Linked DNA regions of Homo sapiens: region 1 is linked to region 2. The links are chromatin loops, found by intact Hi-C in ENCODE. Cell type or tissue: chondrocyte. All regions are shown on one strand. Links, peaks and the distances in the headings refer to the core of each region. The heading gives the core; the rest is flanking DNA.

Region 1 (11,357 bases), core at 3,475-8,474, 630 kb before region 2:
CTTGAGCAAATATCCGTCTGGGTTCCATTTTGATTGTTTTGGCTGGTGGTTTGGGATTTTAAGTCCCCGTCATTAAAAGACTGTTCCATTTCCAAATAACTTTTCTGGCTTAAAAGGAAGGACCTTTTATTGTTTTGTTGTAATAAGGGTTACCATTTAAGTACCTCCCAGGTGCCAGACACGCTAGTAGGTGCTTTACCTACTTTCAATCCAGGCAACAACCCTACGACATATTCACCATCACCTCATATTACAAAGGAGCTAGGACTCAGCAAGTTCTAGTGCCCTGCACACAGAGCTGGAATTGGTAGAACTGGGGATTTGAATCCAGTCTACATAGCTCCAACATCCATGCTGTAAACCCCCTGATATCACTTTGAAGCTGCTGATTCAGACAATACATTTGAGGAAGCCACAGAAGGGCTATTTTAGAGCAGTCCAGACAGCATCCCTAGGTCCCCAAGATCCTGAAATGACTGCCAAGGATACTGGGAATTCCATTCCTGGAACACGTCTCAGATCCCTGGGAGACCTACCTCCCCTCCAGAGGTTACCATTCCACGCTGGTAGGAGTCCTTGACTCCTTTTCTCATCTCTAAGACACAGAGTGGAGCAGCCCTGGAGGCAGCAGGAGGGATTCTGGGTAGAGCAGCCCCGAGTGTATGTCTCTAATAAAGCCAGGTACAAGCTCCTCGGCTCACTGTCCATGGACAGTACAATTAATCACGTTTCCACTGCCACCTTCCCACCCAGCCTCGTGGTCATCTTCCAGAGTCTGCCTGGTTAGGAAAGGAAGTCCTTTGTCACAGATCATTTCTTTCTCCCCAAGAGGGCATTTTTTCTGCCCCCAACCAGCACTAATCCCTCATTCTTATACATATCCTCCAACATATCTGCTCCAAGATTTCTGTTGTGGGACTGCCACCCTGCAGGGCTGCCCAGAGGGAGTCAACACCATTGTCTCTGAAAACACGCCCCTGCCCAGCTGAGCCCAGGGAGGCCCAGAGGACAGTGCCCCAGCACTGCCACTTTCCTGATGCCCTTTATCATACCCTGCCCCCAATCCCCAATTGCCTTGACATCTGTGAAGCAAGGCAGGCGCTGGCCAGGAGGCTCTCTCTGATGCTGGCTCTCCACCTGTCCATGCTTACCACCTGTGGACTCCAGCTCTGCCGGGCCAATTAAAACATTGAATCTTCAGAGCGAGGGCAGTTTGGCCATAAATGCCCAGGAACTTCCCCTGAATCGCTTCATTTTTCCAAAGGGGAGGTAAAGTCAAAGAAATACTAATCTGGGAGTCAGAAAAGCAGAATTCCACCCAAGCTTTATTACTAACTAGCTGTGCGATTTTGGACAGGTTCTTTAACTTCTCTCCTTCAGCATCTGCATGTGTAAAGCAGAAGAATTAGGCCAGGTGATCCTCCAAGTGCAAATATTCAGTGATTCTATGTGACTTGACGCGAATTTCCTCTTATCAGAAGGGTAACTTGAGCTAAGTGAATGTGAACATGTAAATGGCAAAATAGGGAAGCTGTTCTGACCACTTGGGATCCTAAAAAGTCACTTAAGAACTAGGTGTCCCCGGTGTGTACCCATCGGCAGCTTGGATCATTGCCCATATGGCACTGATACACTGATCACGTAACGCCTGGTTTAATCCATGTTCTCCAGTGGCACACAAGTCTCGGTGAGGGCGTCGTGCCTTTATCTCACCCACCGCTGTATCCCCAGTCCCTAGTACCACCAGCACAGTGTAGGCACTCAATAAATATTTGTGGCATGAATGAATTTCCACTGTACAAATCTGATTTCCTGACTATACCGGAGACCAGGCAGCAAGCACACATTTAATAGACTCTGCAGCTCTTCTCTATCTCTTCCCCGTAGATTTCCACAGGAAAATGGGCTTCTGATGGTTCTAAAAGTGAGTTTTGTCCAGCAGGGTTGCCTCTGGAGGTGGCTAGTTTCCCTCCTCCATCCACCCCCTCCCCAGGCAGTGAAGGAAATTCAGGATGACTATTGGGCATAGTGCCTCAAAAGCCACATCCACTCAAAGACACACAATTTGCTGCTGGGCCATGGGCTCTTTTTTCCCACCTGCTCCTTTTTGGCATGTGCCTCGACTCTCATACCCTCCCTCTGTACTGTCTGCACCCCCTGACACTGCAGGAGAGAAGACCCAGCATTTTTCAGGAAGCTTGGCTCCTGCTGGCTCTGCTAACCACCTGAGGGCATATCTTCCCCATATGGGATGCATTTGGTGCATAATTAGTCAAAGGCATCCGATTTCAATGAAGCCCTAGTTCTCCCAGCTTGGTCCACAGTGCACGAGAGAACCCTCTTAACCCGACCGGCAGCCTGACAGCTTGGCATTTCTGTATCTTTAAAGGCAGGCTGAGTTGGAGAACAGACTTTTAATTAAAATTTACCTTCCTATACATGTGTTGCCCCACCATTTACATTGTAATTTTCAGGTCACACATGCATATTAGTGCTACCTTTTGGGTGCTGGCAGTGGCAGCTCTACTGATGAAGGCTACACTGCAGGATCCATTGACTGGGGCTGCCAGAGCCACTGGGTAGCTGGCATCCCGCAGCAGGGTGATTAATCTGTATGTTCTTCCTCATAGCTGTTGTAGATACAAGCATGGGGCGGTGGGTGGTCCTGAGGGAAAACAGACAGAAGGGAGGCACAGACCCACCACGGACACACAATACAAAATGCAAGGGCACCTTCTCAGCCCCGCAGCCAAACTGGGTGGAAAGGGCCACTCCTCAAGACCCTGGAAAAACAGACCCCATCAAGGAACACAAACCCATTAATGGACAAGCTGACTCAGAGGGAAAATGGGGTTGCAAACACCTTTGATGGGGAGAGGCGGAAAAGCACTTCTGGGGTGCAATCAACCTATTTCAGGGCAACTGACCATGCTTTCTAGGTTGCCAAGGCCAGCTGGTTGATTGGTTCCTGAACTGTCCAGGAAGGCAGAATCTGCGCAAGAGCCTCAAACTCCAGAGCAAAGTAAACAGGCCATCATCATGTACTTAGCAAGAAATCCTCACTCCTCAGAGAGAAGCTGGCTGGAGAGGGAGGCCAGGGAGGGTAAATGACAGGCTCTCATACTTACTGCACATTCATGCTCAAGGAGGAGGGGCTGGGGTGTGGGCAGGAAGCTTCAGCTGTGCTTCTCCAAAGGACAAGGAAGAGGAAAACAACTGTATGTCCTTGGGCAGGGCTCGGTTCCCTTTGATGATTCAGTTGTCAGTGGAATTCTTGAGGGTCTTCAACTCTAACTCAGTGCCTAGCACACAGTCTGACCAATGAATAGTTATTGGATGATGCAAAAAAAAAAAAAAATCAATGATCAGAAATCGTTTTCAGCCAGAGCTATATGTTAAAATCACCTGGAGAATGTGAAAAAATTCAGATGCCCAGGCCACATCTTCAGAAATTCTGATTCCTGTTCATAATCGTGATTTCCAAAGTGTGGTCCCAGGCCAGCAGCAGCGAGTCACCTGGGAGCTTGTTAGAAATGCAAATTCTCAAGCTCCATCCTGGAGCCACTGAAACTCGGAAGCTGGAGCCCAGGAATCTGTGTTTACACAAATCCTCCAGGTGATTCTGGTGCCCACTCAAGTTTGAAAATGAAGGGCGTGGAGTAGACTGTAGGATCCTGGCATTGTTTTTTGTTAAATGATCCCAGATGATTCTTATGTGTGGCCAGGGATGAGAATTACTAACTTAAAGAATCACAGGAGCACTCCCGATGGCACATGGTCTGCTTTACCCAGAATCACAGAATTGGAGGGAGCTTCTCATCAGCCAAGACCACATCAAGACCACGCAGGCTGAAACTGCTCTTCGGGCCCTGATCTCCACTGACCCAACCTTCCTAAACAGCCACGGAACACACGAGCAGCCACGTTCATTCTCATTCCCTCATTTCTCTGGAACTGCACCATGTGCAGCACTGCCTCAAGGGACACTGATCGCGTATCCAGCGACACTCCATGAGGCACGGGTCGCAATCACAATCCAGACGAGCAGGAATGACTCAATACTTGCCCGATCCCTCCCCTTGGGAAGGTCATTCCCAGAAACCCTTCCTCTAGAATATTCCTTGGGAAAAATGGAGAGAAGGGGTTAAAAGTACCAGGAGACCATGAAGGAGGAAAAGCCATAATTTGAGAAACCCAGAAGGGGTCCTAACGGTAAAGAGCCCTCTGTCAACTGGGGGCAGGCCCCTGTGGGACCTCCCACCTCTGGGCCCGGGGTAATTGGGACAGTCAGCCAGACAAGGCACACAGCTTCCAAATTTCTTGCATGACCTCTCCACACACACCCTTCACTTTAGATTTTGCCTCCAGAAAACAAGAATAAAAATCTGCTTAAAATTCCTCTGGCGTTCCAATGTGCTTGGGGCACATGAGTAAGGGAGGGCCACTACCAATTTCAGTCCTGAGGCACATTCTTTTGGGACAGTGAAGAAATCCTTTCTCCTGTTATGAGCATTGCTCAGTAAGAAAAAACATAAAAGTTGTAAGCATGAGTTCCCAACGCACATTTCCCACTCTCCAGAGGAGGGCTGCTCATGACAGCCTGAGCCTGGGTCCTGTCATTGTTTCTTGTTTGTCTCCTTCCACTGGCCACAGTGCTCTCGGGGGAGGGACTGCGCCTCCTCCACTCTGCAGCCCCAGCCCTGTGTCCGGCACACCATCCACACTTGATCAACAAGAGCCCCCGAATGAACCTCACAGACCTGTTCTTCAGCCACCCAGAGAAGCCCCGAAGCCAGAACTACTGCAAAGCAGCTGGGTGCTGGGCCATCAGGCCCTGTTACCTGTGACATCTTCCCACAGGGTCCTTACTGTGCAGAGCCTGTAGACACTGGCCCTTCCTATCTGGCTTCCTGCCTAAGGCATATTTTCACCCGCTCGCTCCACTTTCAAGTATTATGTTCTAGGAATACTAGCCACTAAGACATCTTCTCAAATTCCTTATTAAATAGGCCAGAGCCTAGGATAATTAAGGTTCTTGCTTCCTACTCCCTTTTAATGCAAACAACCAAACCTGTTTCCCAGGCCTCAGCAAGCTTTGACATTAACTCTAAATGGAAGGTCAAGCAGGCCAGTCTTGTTTCAAAGCTCTTTGCAAAGAAAAAGGACAACTGAAAACAGAACCGGCCAGGTATAAATGACGAGTATTTAGCTCTTGGTAACTCTGTTCATTCTAATAACTCTGGCAGTCATCCATAATTCACACGAGGCAACATCCCTTTAAACAGCTGAGTGAAGAAAACAGGCGACAGGACTAGGAGACCTTCATTTTTAGTTAGAGTTCATCCCCTGGGAAATGTCCCTGGGCCTCAAACTCCCTGACTATAACATGAGGGCTCGCCTAAACGAAATGGCCTGAAAAGCTGTGCAGTTTGAAGAATCCCTATCTTCAGTGGAAAACGGCTGAACTTTACCATCCATGTGGTATTCCTTGCACATATAACGTAAATTCCTAATAAAACACTCCCTTCCACTGCCGCCCAAAAAGCCGCTGGGTAGGTGCGCACCAGCCTCTCTCGAATGAGCACGTTAGCAACAGGTTGAGAAAAAGAGTAGAAATACCGTCAGATAAGAACATGGGGTTTGGAGACCAGGGAACGGTGGAAGGGAGCCTAGGAACGTCGAAAGTAAGTCTCGTCCATCACTCTGCTTTGAGTGATTCCAGCTCTGCGGCACAGCAGAGTCCTCTCATTGAAAGTCAACCCGTCTGGGATGAGGAGGTGTTTAAGGAGAGTTTAAGAACAGAGCTCCTAAGTTCCAAAAGCTCCTGAGTTGTAGCCGGCACAGGCTATGGGCAAGGAAGGAAGGCTGCCATTTCCTCCACTACCTGGGCTCTCCCTGCAGCCCTACGTCACCTTCACAAGTGGTTCCAGCCAGTGGTATGTTGTTAAATGTTTTAGCAACTGGCTTTTAGGAGAGGGGGAAGGAAAGCTCTGGGTGTAGCATATGCCAGTTTTTGTGGTGTAAATGTTCCCACTACTGCCCATTTCAAGTTATCAATGTGATGACATTGAATGCCCAGTGTAAAGGGTTGAGTTCAGTCAGCAATCATGAGCCCTTCCCACCCGCTTGACCCAAGGAAGAGGAAATTCCTGCTAGGTAACACGCAGGGATGGAATGGAGAGAAACAGAGTGTTTCTACAGAGGGAGCAAGGTGTGAGTGACAGGCTGCCGTCAGCACTTAGCGGCCCGTCCCTCCTCCCAGAGAGCAGGAGAGATGCCAGGCACCACTGGAAGCCAACCCAGGATCTGCAGAACGGCCCTACCCCAGGCCCCGCTCACTGAAGGGCATCGCCCACCAGAGGGCAGGCTGGAGAAATGAAAGGAGACACATGGCCCTGGCCCATTCTGTGGCTACCAGGAAGGTAACAAGGAGGAGGCTTCAGGCTCTAAGGAAAATGAAGTTTGGGGATCACTGGTAGAAGTTAATTATCCTTGCTTCCCCTTGGAGCAGCGGGCATCCCTTCCCTGCAGACTCACACTGGAACAAGGCTGAAATGAGAGCCGCCTGCCTGCAGCTTAGGGGCAGAAGTGTCTCGTCCAACTGCCACTCAGTCAGGAAACTGAACAAAGCAGGACCCCATAGAGTGCACAGGCCGGAATTATGGTAAATTACAAAGCAATGATAATCATTTACATGTGTGCGTGTCTGCCAGTGTATGCCTCACTTTCACAGACCTTTTTTCTTTTTAATTCTGATCCTGGGAGGCAGACAGAACAGTGAGCTCTCTCCCTAAAGAGTTGACAGCATAGAAGCGGGCAGTATGCCCGCCTGGAGGGCTGTTCTGTGCTGCGCCTGGGTCCTGTTCTGCACCCTCCTCCCCCAGCCCCTCACTGTCTCTTCCTTTCAGTGGCTCTTCTCATTCATTCCATCTTGGCAGCAGCCGCTTGTGTAACTAAAACCGCAAGAAACTTTGTTTGGCTTCGAATTCAGAAGAAATTCCAGTAACTCACTTCCCACTACCAAAAAAAAAAAAAAAAATCTAGAGGTCTGTTCTAGAGAATTCAGCTTTTTCCGTGGGTAAAATATTCACAAAAAAATGCTCCCTCTCCCCAGCTTACCCCACTCCCCCGCTGAAGCCCCAACATCTGAAAGACATCGGCCCCTCACTCATGCAGCCCGGCAGAGCCTCAGCACTTCCTGAGGGCCAGGGACGAGCTAGGGGGATGGCGGGTTCCTGTTTCGTGGCTGGAGCCAAGCAAGTTAAGAGTTGTTGAAAGACGTGCTTGGCTGGTCTCTCTCCTCACCCGGGTATACTGCTGTTTTGTTTTCAGTGGACAAGGAAGCCAGGGATGAGATCTCTGAGCATCCAGCTCCCGGATCTTGGAAAAAGGCATAGCCAAGGCCCTCCTTACTCCTCCCCACCAGCCATATCTAATATCTGCTAACATCCTTGCAAGCAGCTTCATGCCTGCATGAATGAAGCACAAGTAGCTGCTGCTAACTCAGGAGGAAGGACTTTACTCTGCATGTCCTAGGCCCTTTCTATTGAAAGTGGGGCCCAGGATTCGGACCAGACGGCAGCATCCTCTGGGAGCTTGTTCCAAATGCATCATCTTGGATCCCCATCCTGGATCTCCCGAATCAGCACTGCATTTTCACAGGATTCCCTGGCACTGTCTTTAGACCATGTGCCAATAAACATTTCAGTGTAATAGACACGTATTGGGTACCTGCTGTGTACCGGGCACTGTGCTGGGTGCTAAGGTGATAAAATTCTGAAAGTGGAATCCCTAATCCAGTGAGTATACAGGACAGACTGGCTCGTGGCAATAATGCCCTGTCCCTGCAGGCTGAGTGTGGATATAGAGTAAGGGGTCCATGGTCTTCCCTCATGGAGGTGAAGGCTCTAATTTGTCCAGCCCAACCTTGTGACTTCAGATGCTTCCATACCCTGCATTTTCAGTAGAATTCTGTGACTGATATTGGTTTGCTACCCAAAGTCTCCCCTGAAAAAGGTAAGATACTTTGTCAGCCTCCCTTGCAGCCAGTTGTAGCTAGTTAATTGGATTGTGTCACTAAGAGTAAGGAGAAGTAGCCTTGCACCTTGCTACTCAAAATGCAGTTTCCAGCCACACTGACACACTCTGGCAGCTTGATCAAAATGTGGAATTTCAGGCTCTACCCAAGATCTACTACATCCAAACCTATATTTTAACAAGATTCCCAGGGGATCCTTGTGTAGATTAAATTCAAGAAGTACTATGCTAGGGACTTCTGGGAAAGCCTCTGTTTTATGTAAAAAAAAAAAAAAGGGCCAGAGTGTTATTGGCTCCACTCCTTCCTGGTTCCACCTGCCTTGAATGGGGGTGTGATGCCTGGAGCCCCATTGACAACCATCTTGCAACCATAAGGAAATCAGCTTGAATATGAAAAGCCAACAGACTTAGTATAAGGAAGTGGAAAGAGAGAAAGAGCCTTGGTTCTCAGTGGCATCTTGAGCTGCTGAACCAATTCAGAGTCCTTAAGTATCCTGTTACTTGAAGTCGAGAACATTCCTAACTTACATGTACTCTCTGTTCTTTAAATGAGCACAGGTCTTGAGGTGGCTGATCAAGCCTGAAGAAAGCTAAAGATTCTGCTGAGACCTGCCGCAGCCAGACTGCAGGTCTCCTTTTCTCTGGCAGGAGGCGGGTGCGCTGTACCTGACCACTCATTCAGCAGGCACAGCTGACTCTGATCCCATGAGCTGTGAGGGAAGGAGTGGTTTTGGTGACCTCCTCCTAAGGTCATTGTCTCAGACAAAGCTTTCCAGGCCTACAGGGGAGCCTGAGTTTTCTTCCGGGTGTTGACTTGGAACTCAGTTTCCATAAAGCTGCTGTTCCTGTCTCACTCCTGTGAGAGGCTCCCTAAGTCTTCCCTATTGAGAGGGAAATCCGGGCGTTCAGCCCTGTCTGCCAAGAGTGTGCTAGGGCTGTCTAGTGCCTTTGGGCTCACAGGACTCTCCTTACTTTGGGGATAGGAAAGAAGAAGAGGGAGGAAGCAGGAGAAATTGGATGTACCCTAATCCAGCCTCTAAAATGTCAAGTCCTGCGAAGTCCCCCAAATTCCAGGAATGTCACCCCCTGTGTTCCCTCCCTCCAGAATCTCCAATCGGTAGTTTGGCTTTGGGAACAGAAGCTCTGGATTGGTTCTGAAATAATAATCATTATAAAATTAGGTAAATCCCCCTAGGTTCTTCTAAAGGAAGGAAGATAAGGAATGAGGGAGGGAAGAAGGCAGGCAAATTATGTATGGCAAAAAAAGAGAAGATTCATAAACACATAGTATAGGAACTATCCAAAATGAAGGACATAGAAAAAAAAGAATTAAATAAAATGAAAGTGCCAGTGATCTGTTCGACAATGTCAAGCAGCCTAATACATGTGTAATTAGAGTTCTCACAGGAATGGGGGGAGAAGCAAAAAAAAAATTATAAATAATAGCCAGAAATTTATCAATTTTAATTTTAAAAATATAAACCCACAGGTTCCAGAAGCTCAAGGAATGCCAAGCACTAGAAACATGAAAAAAGAATTATACCAAGGCACATCATAATCAAATTCCTCAAAGCAGTGATCAAGAGAAAATGTTAGAAGTAGCCAGGGCATAAAGACACATTTAGGTACAGTGGAACAGACAAGAGGGACAGCAGGTTTCTTATTAGAAACAACACAAGCAAGAAGACAGTGGAATCATAGCTTTACAGTCATGGAAGGAAAAACTATCACCTGAGAATTCTATACTAAGTAAAAATATCCTTCGGAAATAAAAGTGAAAAATAAAGACTTCTCTTCAGACATAGAAAAGCTAAAAGATTTTAATCCTAGCAGACTTGCACTGCAAGACATGTTAAAGGAAGTCCTTTAGGCAGAAGGAAAATAATATGAGATAGAAGTGTGGATCTACATAAAGGAATCAAGGGTACCAGAAATGGTACTGACATGGTTAAGTATATATGATTTTCATTGAAAAGATCATTGACTGCCTAAACAAAAATAGTAACAATGTATTGTGAGGTTTAGAACAAATGCACAATTAGCATGTATGGCAGCAACGGCATAAAGGCCAGGAAGGGAGTGATCTAAGTGTGCTATTGTGAAGTTCCCGTACTATATGTGAAGGGGTTTAGTAACAACTGAAGACAAACTGCGATGATTAAGGCCTGTTGTGGGGTGGGGGCGGGGGGAGGGAGAGCATTTGGAGATATACCTCATGTTAAATGACGAGTTACTGGGTGCAGCACACCAACATGGCACATGTATACATATGTAACTAACCTGCACGTTGTGCACATGTACCCTAAAACTTAAAGTATAATAAAAAAAGGATGTATACTATGAGCCCTACAGCAACTGTTAAAATAACAAAACAATGGATTTTAGCTAATAAGTCAACAGAAGAGATGAAACTGAATCCTTAAAAATACTCAGTTAATCCAAAAGGAGGCAGAAAAAGAGGGAAAAGGGAACAAAGCTACATGGGACTAACAGAAAACAACAAGAGGTTAAACCGAAGCACAGCAAGGTATCAAGAGGTTAAACCGAAGCACAGCAAGGTATCAAGAGGTTAAACCGAAGCACAGCAAGGTATCAAGAGGTTAAACCGAAGCACAGCAAGGTATCAAGAGGTTAAACCGAAGCACAGCAAGGTATCAAGAGGTTAAACCGAAGCACAGCAAGGTATCAAGAGGTTAAACCGAAGCACAGCAAGGTATCAAGAGGTTAAACCGAAGCACAGCAAGGTCTCAAGAGGTTAAACCGAAGCACAGCAAAGTATCAAGAGGTTAAACCGAAGCACAGCAAGGTATCAAGAGGTTAAACCGAAGCACAGCAAGGTATCAAGAGGTTAAACCGAAGCACAGCAAGGTATCAAGAGGTCAAACCGAAGCACAGCAAGGTATCAAGAGGTCAAACCGAAGCACAGCAAGGTATCAAGAGGTCAAACCGAAGCACAGCAAGGTATCAAGAGGTCAAACCGAAGCACAGCAAGGTATCAAGAGGTTAAACCGAAGCACAGCAAGGTATCAAGAGGTTAAACCGAAGCACAGCAAGGTCTCAAGAGGTTAAACCGAAGCACAGCAAGGTCTCAAGAGGTTAAACCGAAGCACAGCAAAGTATCAAGAGGTTAAACCGAAGCACAGCAAAGTATCAAGAGGTTAAACCGAAGCACAGCAAGGCATCAACAGCAAATTGGTTGAATATGCCAATTAAGTCAGGCTGAATAAAAGAGCAAGACCCATCTATCTGCTGCTTATGAGAAATCCACTGTAAATATAAAGACACAAATAGGTTAAGAGTAAAGGAACAGAAAAAGATAT
Region 2 (8,721 bases), core at 667-5,666:
TAACAGCCTGAGGCCCTGGCTACATTTCCTCTAAACCCAGCTCTGTCTGCAAATGGCCATGCCACTGCATGGAAGGCTTGGTGTAGTCAAATGTAATCACATATCAACAATCCCCTATTATAGCTGCTAAGCAGAATCACCCAAGGCATCTTTTTAAAACACAGAGTCAATCCCAGACCCCACCCCAAATTGACTCAATCAGAATCTCAAGGCCTGGGCCCTAGGAATCTGATGTTTTTTCAATAGAGACAAGGTCTTACTATGTTGCCCAGGCTGGCCTCAAACCCCTGAACTCAAATGATTCTCCTGCCTCAGCCTCCCAAAGTGCTAGAATTCTAGGCGTGAGTCACGGTGGCTGGCAGACTCTGAATTTTTAAATCTCCCCAGATGATTTGATTTAGCCAGATGAAGGGATGGAACCAGTGCCTAGAATGCATGAGCTCCCTCCTTACCAGCACCACAAAAGGGGAAAAAACCCACCTCTGTCCCCACTGCCACACATTAGGTAGCACTTGAGACTCCTCAGACCGAGGTAGCCAGGTGCAGCCCAAGCTCTGCGCCACACCCAGTCACCCTCCCTCTCCCATAACATATGAACACCTCCTCCCATCACCTGGGCTCATTTTTCTCTGAGCAGGTAGAGACTGTGGGGCCATGAGGAGTCCCAAGAGCTGCTCATTCCACCTCTCTCATCTAAGACCCACATCCCTCCACTCCCCTGCTCTGAACCCAGAAGCCCCAGGCGGGAGCTGAGTCACAGAAAGACAGGAGTCACTGCTCCTTCCCTTGCCTCCTCGGTGGGTACACCAGGAAGCGAGCACTGCATTCTCCTATGGAATCCCAATACCTGCTTCTGCTTCCTACCTTCTGTCCCAGCAGAGCCTCTGGTAGAGTCCCCTGTTCCAGCACGACATGCAGTTTCAGTGCTGTGCCTGGTGGGACTGCATCGCCAGCATGTCACAGGGCCAGGGCCACACTGAGTTTAGGGATGGGGCCTTTGAGAAGCTGAAAACATGTCACTTAATTCAAATATATTTACGGTTGTCTCCTTGTGATAGGAATTATGCATTTGTGATGGAGTTGAGTCCTGGCACAGAGATCAAGAGGCCGGAAGAGCAGATTGGAAAAGGGAGTTCAGAAGCTTAGTCCATGGTCCTGTCCGCTCAAGATCAGACATGCTTGGAGCTCTGCTGAATTTTAATCTTCACTCTTATTCAAAACCATTGACTCCTAACGCCTGGGAAAGCCAGTGGAGAGAGGGCTTCCCTCTGAGTAAATTCGAGGGAAGCATGTGGTAGAGAATACCCATGGCTGTCTTGTAAAATGAAGCCCCCAGGCACCAGCTCTAAATTCCCTACCGAATGTGACTTACTCATCTAGTTCCATCGTCCAAGGCCCCAGTTTTCTCTTTGCTTCAATATGTACATCAATATACTATCTTCAACTTTTGTAGCATTTTCTATGCTGTTTAGCCCTGTATGCATTATCTGTTTCCTTTTTTTTTTTTTTTTTTTTTTGAGACAGGGTCTCACTGTAACCCCAGGCTGGAGTGCAGTGGCACGATGATGGTTCACTATAGCCTTGAACTCCTAGGCTCAAGCAATCCTCCCACCTCACCCCCGGCCAGTAGCTGGGACTACAGGTATGTGCCACCATGCCTGGTTTTTTTTTTATACAGGGTCTCACTGTTACCCAGGCTGGAAGGAATGCAGTGGCGTGATCATGGCTCACTGCAGCCTCGAACTCTTGTGCTCAGGTGATCCTCCCACTTTTGCCTCCTGAGTAGCTGGGACTACAGGCAGGCACCACCATGCCCAGCTAATTTTTTGTGTTTTTTTAATAGAGACAGGGTCTCACTATGTTGCCCAGGCTGGTCTCGAACTCCTAGACTCATGCAATCCGTCTACTTCAGCCTCCCAAAGGGCTGGGATTACAGGCATAAGCCACTGCATTCAGCCTTTTTTTTTTTTTTTTTTTTTTTTTTGTGGAAACAGGGTCTCACTGTGTTGCTCAGGCTGGTTCAAACTCCTGGTCTCAAGTGATCCCCCTGCCTCAGCACCCCCAAAATCTTGGGATTGCAGGCATGAGCCACCGCACCTTGCCTGTTTACTTTAGATTTGGGATCCCCAAGTTCCCCCTGCCATATGCCCCTACCAAATGAAATCTCTCTAGTCACTCTTCTCATTCAACATTCATGGTGGCAAGACGAGGAAGATTATTGTACACTCCCTGAGACTTAGAAGGAAATGGGCACCTGTTATTTCAGCTGACCAGATTCCTTACCCAGAAATCCACCTGAAAGAGGTCTGGAGTCAGCATGAATTACTAGCTGTGTGAGGTGAGGGATGCCGCTTCACCACTCTGAGTGTTAGCTTTCCCATCTGAAACACGTGGATAATATTGGCTACACTGCAGAGGCCCTGAGAGGATTACATGTAATGTATGTAAAGCAGCTGGTACACAGTAGTACTCAATAAATGGTAGCTATAATTATTACTCACCTCCTTCATCATAATCTTCAAGCATGAAAAGTACTGTGGGTGTCTTGAGGGTCCAGCCGAGCAGGACAAGGCATTCCTTTCATGTTTTCTTTCCTAACTGCATTGCCCTCCTCACTCATTCTTTTAAAACTAAGTAAAATAAGACTGACCTAATTCTTCCCACATTTATCCAAATGAAAAATCTAGAACTCAGCTTTGCTGCTCTCCAGATTCTGTTTTCTGCCATCAATCCGCAAGGACACACCACCCAACTTTTTTTTAAATTTACAATTTTTTTTTGAGACAGAGCCTTGCTCTGTCGCCCAGGCTGGAGTGCAGTGGCATGGTCTCCACTTACCACAACCTCTCCCTCCCAGTTCAAGCGATTCTCCTGCCTCAGCCTACTCAGTAGCTGGGATTACGGGGGTGCAGGCTACCACACCTGCCTAATTTTTTTGTATTTTTAATAGAGATAGGGTTTCACCTTGTTGGCCAGGCTGGTCTCGAACTCCTGACCTCAAGTGATCCCCCCCCCCCCCCGCTTCGGCCTCCCAAAGTGCTGGGATTACAGGTGTGAGCCACCGCGCCCAGCCAAAAAAAAAAAAAAAAAAATGTTTTTTTGAACCAAGGTGCGGGCCAGAGCTATTCGGCTAGAACTGAGAAGATAGCGACACTGTGTGGTCACATGCAGAACTGCAGACCAGTCTGGAGTGGGTTCCAGGCTGATCATTTGCTCCGACCTAAGGCCGTGATATCTGTCAGATGAGACGTTAGGTCCATTAAAAAGTTTACTTGCATGTTAGAAAATAAAATGAGGAAGGAAACATAGCACCTAAAAAGCGTGAGTGTAATTATTTCCTATTTCACAGACGTGTCCTGCCTGTCATAGCATTCAAGGTCTATATGGCTTTTGCTGTCAAAACAAAAAGGACAAAAGAAGGCCAGCCACAGGGCGTAAGTCAGTTTTCTTTCTTTCTTTCTTTCTTCTTTTTGAGACAGAGTTTCGCTGTATTTGCCCAGGCTGCTGGAGGTGCAATGGTGCCATCTCAGCTCACTGCCACCTCCGCCTCCCGGGTTCAAGCGATTCTCCTTGCCTCAACCTCCCAAGTAGCTGGGATTACAGGCACCCACCACCACGCCCGGCTAATTTTTGTATTTTTTAGTAGAGACGGGGTTTCACCATGTTGGCCAGGCTGGTCTCGAACTCCTGACCTCAGGTGATCCGCCTGCCTTGGCCTCCCAAAGTGCTGGGGTTACAGGCGTGAGCCACCACACCCGGCTGTAAGTCAGTTTTCAAATGCCTGCTGGGTGCCCCCAAGAGCCGTGGAAGATTTGCAGAAACATCCTGGCAACCCTTACCCCTCTCAGGTCTTACTTTTTGGCATGCTCAGACCTTGAAGAATGAGGAAAATGTATGAAGGAAGCAATTGATACTGTAGAGTGGTCCTGTCAGAGGGAAGATACCTTTAAATCATCCACAGGGATGACTGGCCTTCAAATACAGCTCAGTATTGAAAAATGAATGCACCTGCAGGGCAGAATACCAGCCAGGGGCTGTCACTGACTCTAGTCTATTCTCTGCTTCTTAGCAACTTGGCTGCCTGAACCCTGCAAGGTAGATGAATGGGTGTGTGTCCTATCCTGGGTTATTCAGAGAACAGAAGCCTTCCTCTTCACACTAGTGGGCTCAGGTTTTTCCTTATTTTAGACAATCCTCAGGACTTGTTCCATAATTATGCATTTTCACAGATAAAAGACTCCTCAGTAAAGCTATCATGAGAATTTCCAGAGTAAATACTTAGGGGTCTCATTCACACCAACTGGATTATGTGTTCTCTGGATCTAACCATCCGCCGAGAAATTTATGAGAACGTGAGCAGTTCCTCTCACCTTGATGAGTTCTTCAGCCCCTCCACTCATTGACTTGAACTGCTGCAAAGTCATGCAATGGTGGACAGAGCCCTGACCAGAAGCCCCTCCTGGGAATCTGGGACAAGGACCAGGAGAGATTCAGAGTCCCTTCCTGGGGCTGGAACTGTGAGAGAGAGAGAGAGAGAGAGAGAGAGAGAGAGAGAGACCTCAGAGGAGAGAGGAGGAAGGGAGAGGGATCCAGAGGTGTCCAGGTCAGCTCCTGAAGACCCTGGCGTCTTTGAGACTCTTGGGACCCTCATGTCATACTCCTTCTTCATAATCTGACTCAAATTGGTTTCTATTACTTGCAATTTTGATAGAACAAATGATATGATGGACCACGCAGTTAATCACATTATGCCTCAGTTTCCTTGTCTGTTCATGAAGAAACATCATTCATTCATTCACTCAGCAAATATCTATTGAGTGCTTTCTTTGTGCTAGGCACTGTTGTGGGTGATGGCAGACATAGCAGGGAACAAAAGAGGTATCAAAACTTCCCTTATGAAACGTAACTGCTGCTAAGAAGTCTCTGGAAATAAATATACGAAAGACGTAACTTCCAAATCAGGGACCAGCCGAAGAGCTGGCTGACCCAACAGGCAGAGCACCAATATGGAATGAGGCCAGGGTCACTTCAAACAGTACTCACTCCTTTTGGCTTTACAGTGAGATTGGATCAAAAGGGTTCACCTTTTCTATAGTGTCTGTTCTTTCACGTCTTTCCTTGGGTCCCTGCTGAAGTCCCCTCCTGATATTCTGCTGAAAGCCTCCCCACCACCCGGTTTCCACACCAGCAAACCCTCTCTTGCCCCGAGTGATTTGAGTCTGTTTCTTTCTCTCTCTTTCTCTCTCTCTGTCAATACTGCAGTTTCCTTCTGGCTTTGGCTGTGAGCAGCTTTCAGTCTATTTTCAGTTCTCCTGTGGAGCAGCAGATAATACACATACATCTGTAATTCTTAAAATCTCATTGGAACCATCCCTCCTCCCACCCAGTTGTTTATCACAACGACTTAGAAGGCCTAAATTAACTGATTCAGCTCTGTCTTCTACTGCTGCTTCTGGTAGGGCTGCAAATGAGCAGCATGAAGACCAAAAGGCCTGCAGCAAGAGGGAGGAAGCAAGGACTGGAGAATCTACGTGAGGAATGCCCAAACTCTGCAACAAGCTAGAAAATTAACTGTGGATGGCTTCAGTCTTCCACACTGCCTGACGTCTGATCCTCACTGCTGGGCCCAAATCTTCTTACTTCAGAGAAAAATGGGCAAGCTCCCATACTTCTTATGTAAAACCAGAATTAAAGCACCCACCCTTTACTTACTGTTTTAGTATAAACACAATGCAGAGATTCTTACATAATAAAGAACTAACAGTAACACTTAGCAACCATGGCTCACAGCCCTTCTCAGCTCCCCAACATTCCTTCTAGAGATATGAAGCCTGTCATCACCAGCCAGGCAGAGGACAAACATTTCCAATAAAGATAGACAACCCAGGCTCTGCAACGTCTCAGCCAGAAGTGTTGAGTTGTTTTTAATTTTTTACATACTCCATGCCTCTGGTGCCTCTCCACCTCCACCCCCAAATTAATGAAAAATACTCATTTCCAGACACACACATAGAGAGACACACACACACACACACACACACACACACACACACACACAGAGGTTCTCCCAAAATCCACCTGCCCAGTGTCAGTGGTGTCTGGCAATGGAGCAGAGTGTTTCAGATGGAAACACTATTTTCCACACTCTCGGGGTGGTGTGGCTCTCTGCCAAGGAATAGGCTTGTCTGATAAGCTACTGCATCTGTAAGATCTCTATCTCATGGAGGACATCTTGCTAGTTCCTAAAACTGCAGGGGATGACGGAGCTTAAATACGATACTAATGATTAAAGAGAGGAAGCAGGGCAGAATTTCCAAGGCAATAGCCAATTTGAGGTTTCAATACAAAGAGCAAGTTTTGTTTCTCACCTCAAAGGATGGAGAGTGGAAGAGAACAAAATGGGCTCTCCAAGTAAGGACTTTGAATCCAAGTTCTGGAGAATTTGTCCATGATGCTTGGATGAATGGAAGCCTGCCCTAACCTCAACCATACCTGTGACTGCCTTCCTATCCTCCCATCCTCTAGCTGTCCATCTGTCTTCTTATTAAATGGAGGCAGTCAGGCATACCTTTCTCTTAATTTTTGAAGATAAGGCAAAGACAAATAGCTAAGAACATATCGCCTTATGATAGACATTCAGGAAATAGATCAGTAGGTCTCTACCCATCGTAGGCAGAGGAGGGAGGGAACATCCCAGGGCAAATCAGTTCTGCCCTGTACCAGAAAGCTCTTTCCAACGCATCAGCAAGGTTCCCTGGGATGGCTGGGACTGCTTGGTCGAGGCATTACACCAATGTAATGATCTGGTGAGACTACATGTTGATTATAACACATTTCAGGTACTAGGGAACCCTGCCAGGGGCTGCAGAGAGCACTGGGCTGGGAATCAGGACCAGGCTTCCTGCCTCCCGGCAGGTCTTAGCTCTCCGTAACCGCAAGTCCAGTGTGGTCTTTGAGCTAACAGCATCGGATCCCTTCAGGTCCCAGGCTCTGCCCCAGACCAGCTGAATATGAATTCCTGGTGCTGGGGACCCAGCACTCTGCATTTTTACAAGCACACTAAGGTGTGGGACCTGCTCAGGATCTGGAGGTTCTTATCTGGAGCCCCAGAAGCTTAAGCTGTGATTGCCATGTTCCCTTCCTGCTCCAACATTCTGTGATTCTGAGCAGAAGCTCACTTGCTTTTCTCAGGTTGGTTTCCACATTCTCCAGCCACATTCCTACAGCGTTACTGGTCACTTCACAGACAGGATTCCAATCCACCAGGATTCAACAAGCAAGTAACAAGTAACTATACCCGTATGCCAACCTACTTAGAAAAATAGGTCAGTGGATGCAACAACCACGCTGGTGTTTGAACACAACTTGCTCCCACATCAGAAAGAAAACTGATTCACTCTACCACTTGCCATGACTCTGCAGGAAAACCTTACTCTGATAAGGATTATCCATCTCCCTCCATGAACACGGAAGTGACTTCTGGGGATTGTGGACAATCATTCTCAGCTCATTTCTGGGGGCTTCTAAGAACAGGTTAGATTTCAGCTCTTAAACAGTTTGAGCACCTGATACAAAGTAATTCCCCAAACCTCTAGAACTGATGTGGGGAAGAACAGTGATGTTAGCCAGTGTTTCAAAACCCTATTATCATGGTTGATCTGTGCATCTGGATAGTTATGGTTAAAGGTGGTTAAGATGGTTAAATGTCAATGAATGAAGACGAGGACATGGTTTTCATCTTTTGTAGACCAATTCACTTCAATCATTTTTTTTTCTTTCGAGACAGGGTCTCACTATGTTGCCCAGGCTGGAGTGCAGTGGCATGATCTTGGCTCACTGCAACTTCTGTCTCTCAGGTTCAAACAATTCTCCTGCCTCAGCCCCCAAGTAGCTGGGATTACAAGTATGCACCACCATGCCTAGCTAATTTTTGTATTTTTAGTAGAGATGGGGTTTCGCCATGTAGGCAAGGCTGGTCTTGAACTCCTGACCTCCAGCGATCCACCCACCTCAGCCTCCCAAAGTGCTGGGATTACAGGCATGAGCCACCCTGCCCGGCCATAACTTCAATCATTTTCTTTCATGAAAATGAAATGTCACCTTGAAAGTATCAACCAAAGGAATCTGGGTAACAGTGTGAGTTAGCTACAGGTGAAATAACTCTAGGTCTGAGGTTCTTGGTTGGGTCAGAACATTCTCCCTCAGGTACTAAAGAGACAGGTAGTATGCATGGCATAAATGCCCTCAGGCAGAATCTCTTTTAAGCAGTTTTGCAATATCATTTGCTCATTATAACCCAAATTAACACATTAATTATTTCTCCAGAAATAAAGTTTTCTAGAATAAAACTGATGTCTTTCTGTAGTTACCGGCTCACCTGCAGGCTGGTCACTCTACAGCAGCCTGGCTCCATGTCTCCCTCAATCACTCCTTCCTCCCTTTTTAGGATAATAACATCTCCCTTCCTGGATCCTCAAGCTCAGCCTTACCCTCCTGGCCCCAGATACTGGAGTCCAAAATTGCAGACAGCAACACAGAGGAGACGGCAAAGGGCATCCCCATTACCCGTGCTTTAACAGGGACCCAGGGAACAAGCCAGGGTTCGCTTGGTAGGCTATCAAATAGGGGAAGGGAAAGAGGCAGGTAAATGTGAGGTTTCAATTTAAATTTCTGAACTCCCTTGTGTATAGCAGTAATATTAATGGCTACCACTTCCTGAGT

The links. Peaks named below come from ENCODE experiments on the same cell type or tissue, not always from the same donor. Only the 100,000 strongest peaks of a DNase experiment are listed, where the experiment ranks them.
Region 1: it touches region 2 in a loop (2.9-fold over the local background); 3 of 110 quality-filtered maps call a loop at or near these places.

The regions. Positions count from the first base shown.
Region 1 is chr12:2,279,976-2,291,332 of GRCh38, reverse strand. The region is part of intron 3 of CACNA1C (calcium voltage-gated channel subunit alpha1 C); the gene reads right to left. It overlaps CACNA1C-IT3 (CACNA1C intronic transcript 3), which reads right to left. Exons shown (of 3, transcript NR_046769.1): 2 at 3,129-3,314; 3 at 2,588-2,665. Among named protein-coding and RNA genes, the nearest start is that of CACNA1C-IT3, 16 kb to the right of the region's middle. In chondrocyte, for the core only: CTCF peaks have their summits at 6,159 and 6,363 (motif pointing right); a DNase peak (open chromatin) is centred at 6,325.
Region 2 is chr12:1,647,440-1,656,160 of GRCh38, reverse strand. No RefSeq gene overlaps it. Among named protein-coding and RNA genes, the nearest start is that of MIR3649, 8.6 kb to the left of the region's middle. RefSeq lists an enhancer at 8,568-8,721. In chondrocyte, for the core only: CTCF peaks have their summits at 2,971 and 3,173; no DNase peak of the experiment used is centred there.